Regions from separate parts of the Mus musculus genome. Here region 2 is linked to region 1. Evidence: chromatin loops called from intact Hi-C (ENCODE). Cell type or tissue: left cerebral cortex. All regions are shown on one strand.

Region 1 (2,500 bases):
TATCTCTTGAGTTTAAAGTCAGATTGCGCACCTATCTGTTTTTCTCCAGAGATTGAAAGTTGGTTTTTGTAGACATCTCTTTTCTTCTGGCTGTCATAAATCATTTGGTATTGTAATGCCATTAAACTCTATGGCATATTTGTTAAAAAAAAAAAAAAGCATTGACTAGGGACAAGAAATTGGAAGTGCTTTGTTTTGTTCCTTGCTTCCCCCCTTCCCACTATTCTATTTTAAATGAGGAACTTTTGGAGGCATTTAAATGAACATGCTTTAAAGAGCTGAAGAGACATATTTTCTAAATTCTAAAGTACTTCATCCTACTATATATGCATTTTATAACATGATCACCAAGGGTGGTTCACCACTTTCCAGGAGTACTCTGTGGCTGTTAATGTAGGAAACATAACTACACATTTGGGAGGATAGTGTAGTTGGGAATGTGTGTATGTCATATATACATTGGATCTCTGTGTGTGTCTCAGTCACACATTTAACACTTTCAGAGTGCAACCTTCTCCTTTCTGTCTGCAGTTCAAGTGTAAAAGTGCTCCACAGTAAACATCTTTAAGGCCACGACTTTATCTATACATTTTACCTTTTACTTGAGTCTCTGAAAATGACACTTTTATCTGTATTCTATCCAGGAAAACTGAAGTGTGGGAAACCAGTCTGCTACTCCAGTCTATTTACTAGGCTGTGTAGCTGTTAATGTTGGTATCACTGTGGAAGCAAGCTTATTGTAGAACCCAAACCCGACAAAACCAGTCTCACTTGGAAACTCAGCTTTCTCATCTATAAAATGGGGATAATAATACCTGTCCTGACCTTTCCACATAGTTTTTATGAAGATCAAGTGAAGTCATTTATGTGCACTGTCAACTGTAGAGCATGGTGCAGCAACCTGGGGTGTAATCATCATAAATTATGGTAGCCCAGTGCCAGAGTTTCAGCTTTTATGGCTTTTAAACTCTTAGAACTCTCTTCTCAGCAAGTATAGGCTGTTCAGCAAGGAGTGTGTGTGTGTGTGTGTGTGTGTGAGAGAGAGAGAGAGAGAGAGAGAGAGAGAGAGAGAGTTCTTCCACTAGTCATCCATTTTCACCACAATTGATTCTGACCATGAGTTTATGATAGAAATCATCTTTGATCAATTTTTAGCTTAGCTATGCACATCTTTCAAAAATTATACTTATGTAAGAGTCACTGTTAATACCTCTAGTATCCTAACTACAGGAAAAATACTTGTGAATCTTGTTATTTTAAAGAAATTTCCTGGTTCAGCATTTTCTCAGTGCAGAGAATTACATGTGCCTTTGGATGCAGTCTTATCAATGACCTAGAGAGGGACTATTGTGTCTGTATGAAGTAAGCCTGAGAAAGCTGCTTTGGAAGAGGTCCTGGCATATCACCCTTCTCATCCCTTAGGAACTTACAACTCATCTGAACAGAACCACTTGCCTTGTGTTTGTCTTCTTGTCTCTAGTTCAAACTTAATTTTCTCTTATTATTATTGTCTACTGGGAGGAGACTCGGAGCCAGTCTGTGTTAAGGCTTGCCATTTCTTTTTCTAGTTTTGATTGACTGGTACCCTTCAGTGTCTAACTACATTACAATTGCAAACTGTACTCCAGGTCTGTTTTTCTCTCTCACTGGTTCCCTTATATCTGAATTTCCTTGCTCGTGAGATGTCATTTTGTGTCTGGACCGCCCAGACGGGAAGAGGCAGGTTTCGCTGCTGTTTGGTCATTGGCATGTGTGTTGCTGACAGCTCTTCTCTTTGTGTTCATGAATGTGAATCTCAAAAATAAATCAATAAATCAATCCCTCTGCTCCTCTGTCCCTCTTCCACACCCCTCCCACGCCTTGCTGGTAACAACTAAGCCCCACATGCATATTCAAAAATCAGAAGCTTTTGGTTTTCATCAAATATCTCTAGGAGCTGCTTTATATATGTTCTTAAATACTAGACGTATGACCAGTCCGCTACCCAAATCTAAGACAACCCCTTTGTTCAACATTGATGTATTAGTATGTATTTCTTGGATCCTCAAATAGGGTTTACATGCTATAGTTCCATGTAGAGAAAGTGTGTTGGCTCCCACTAATGTTTGTCAACTGCCTTTTACTGTTTCTGCCCGAGTGTGTTTCTGTGTGTTTTGACAGAGTAGGTCATGCTGAGTGTGAGTCGGCACTGTTTCCATTTCCTAGACTTGTTCTTCATTGAGGGGAGGACAGGGAATTGCTGAAGGTTGAAAGCAGGAAATAGCAAAACTGTTTACAGTTAAAAATGCAGTGTGCCTCTCTGTATATGTGTGTATGTGTGTTTATGTGTTCCTATGTGTGTATGTGTGTTTATGTGTGTGTATGTGTGTATGTTTATGTGTGTGTGTGTTTGTATCTTTATGTGTGTGTATGTGTGTGTGTGTTTGTGTGCTTGTGTGTTTATGTGTGTGTATGTGTGTTTATGTGTGTGTATGTGTGTATGTTTATGTGTGTGTGTTTG
Region 2 (2,500 bases), 46 kb after region 1:
GAAAAAGCTTTCATTTCTGTTCTGGCTTGACTTTTTTGTATCTTGCAACTTTAAAGTAGTCAATCAGCACTTGGGTATTATCTTCTAGTTCTGGTTTGGAGGACTGGCAAGAGACTGTATTGTTTCAAGGCATTTCGGGCCTCTTTGAGCAAGTTCGTAGAGAAGTATACTGCACCTGTCACTGAGATTCTAGTAACCCATGGCTTCCAGAGCTGCATTGTTAAGTTACACAGAAGGTCTTGTTCCTGACTCTTATTTTGTTAACTTATATTGAGCTTAGGAATTAGGAGGTTTCCATATGGATTTCTCATAAACCCATCAGTTTTGGCTACTCACCTCCCCACCTTGATTTAAAAAACAAAAACAGACAACAATCAGTTTTGAAGGAACACATACTTATTGAGATTTTAACACCCATTACACTTTAATATCATACATTTCCAAGCTCCCCAGTAATTAATTATAGGTCTAGTACATAAATATATGATACCTGAAAGCTGTGAAGACAGTTTGCTGAATCAATCCAAAGTGAAATGATGTTTTCTTAATCATAGATGAGACCAAGTTCTTCTAAAAATTACCAAACCATAGTAAAGGTGAAATAAAACAAAATCTACATATTTTATATACTCACTGGACTCATCCTGCATCTGTACAATCATTTTATGAGTCTACCGTTATTATTTGCACATATTTCATGCATACATTCATGCCTAGCTGAGAGTTAACACTGCTTACATCTATTTTTGTACTCATTGATCTCAGACAAGGTTGGTCGTGATGCCCAGGATATTGTGAATGGATTTGTGATCAGGATACTGAGATGACTTTTGATGTTTTCTTAGATAACTAGCTGTCAAATGAAATTATATGCATTCAGATAATGTAAGGGTGATCCTACGTGTGTATACGGTCAAAATCAAATTATTGAAACATCCACCACCATCCAAAATTGGTACAGTGTGAGTGTTTTGAAGGTATGGTTTTAATATTAACTGGGTAGCTCTTGGCACAAAAGGAGGAGATAATGGTGAGCCCAATGATTTGTGTGTGTGTGTGTGTGTGTGTGTGTGTGTGTGTGTGCACGCGCACACGTGCACGTTCAGATACAGCTACCAGGTACCTGAGTTAGAACTGTCGCCCTAATGTCCTTTGTGAGACTTACACAGAATTAAAACAATATCTGAACTATCATTGAAGATTTGTCTTATCTAAGCAGCATTGTGTATTTATTCTAAAAAAAGACTTGGCTCCTCAAAGCTAGTGTTGGTTTTGCAAAATAGGTGGACTGTTGAGGGAAAGTCTTCATATCAGTACTAAATACTGTATGCATATCAATACTAAACACTGTATGCAGATACTCAACATGGAACGTTTTATTGGAACATGGCTGCAAGCCCTCTTTTATTAGCAAGCGCCATCTGTTTCTTCTCTAGAATTAAAAATACTGTTTTCATCTGAAATGATGTCTCTCAGATACATAGTACAGTTCAGCCTTTCCATTATGCTGCAGATGTATTTTAGAGTTTCTACCTCACAGGGATGCTTTGGAGCACCTTAATCTCAGACTGTTTAAGCGTCGTGGTGCTATTTGCTCTCAAGCATACCTCTCCTGCCCCAAAGTTTCCCCGTTTAGCCCTGGCTGTCCTGGAGCTCTCTTCTGTAGTCCAGGCTGACCCCGAACTCAGAGACCCACTTGCCTCTGCCTCCCCAGTGCTGGGATTAAAGGCCTGCACCACCGTGCGGGACCTCCGGCATACTCCTTAACAATCCTTCTGGTCTACCTGCCCAAGATAAAAGCTTGAGATCTGGCTCTGAGTCTCTGATTCTTCCTTATGCTGCAGTTTTATACTGTCTCCCTCAAGCCTCATACTTGTGGTTCTTGTGTATTCTACTACTGCTGTCAGGAGCTTGAATATCATTCTGGGTCACATGGGTCCTCCTGTCGTCTGTCTTGGTTGTACCGATAAGCTTTTCTAGCCCATCTGTATTTCATTGCCTTTCTAAAATATTTTTGTCTAATGAAAAAAAAAATCTCACCATGGGAATTTACTCTTAAACTTTTAAGGTTTCTCTGTGGTAAAGCTTTGAGTCATTAAGGTGTTTTTGATTTGTTTTAAAGATATGCTAGCAACCCTTTAATCATTTTAGCAGTCAAGTGAAGTCGTGAAACTGCCTCCCTTTAAACAAAAGGGGAGAGATATGGGGTCTCAGCATGTGACTCTGGATGCCCTGTTGGTAAATACTGGGCCAATTCTCAGCTCTCAATATGGATAGACTCTGGAATGCAGCGAGCAAAGACACTCGGTCCCATTTTAGATCATTACATGTAACGTGGTGTGCAATTCCAGCCTCTGTAAAGATGATTGCTTTAAATTTAAATTAACACACAAAGGCACTGGCTTGTGACCTGTGTAAGCATTGATGTTTCTTAAGCTATTTGTTACATTGAATGGCAGTTTTGGTTGAGACATCCAATATTTTTAGATGTATTTGCAGC

What was found. Hi-C counts contacts between places; a loop is a spot of excess contacts. Peaks named below come from ENCODE experiments on the same cell type or tissue, not always from the same donor. Only the 100,000 strongest peaks of a DNase experiment are listed, where the experiment ranks them.
Region 2: it touches region 1 in a loop (2.1-fold over the local background); 8 of 42 quality-filtered maps call a loop at or near these places.

What each region holds. Positions count from the first base shown.
Region 1 is chr10:28,077,125-28,079,624 of GRCm38, forward strand. The region is part of intron 1 of Ptprk (protein tyrosine phosphatase, receptor type, K); the gene reads left to right. Among named protein-coding and RNA genes, the nearest start is that of Ptprk, 3.6 kb to the left of the region's middle. In left cerebral cortex, a CTCF peak has its summit at 1,336; DNase peaks (open chromatin) are centred at 508 and 1,415; H3K4me3 peaks cover 1,207 bases.
Region 2 is chr10:28,122,673-28,125,172 of GRCm38, forward strand. The region is part of intron 1 of Ptprk (protein tyrosine phosphatase, receptor type, K); the gene reads left to right. Among named protein-coding and RNA genes, the nearest start is that of Ptprk, 49 kb to the left of the region's middle. In left cerebral cortex, no CTCF peak of the experiment used is centred here; a DNase peak (open chromatin) is centred at 1,442; H3K27ac peaks cover 845 bases.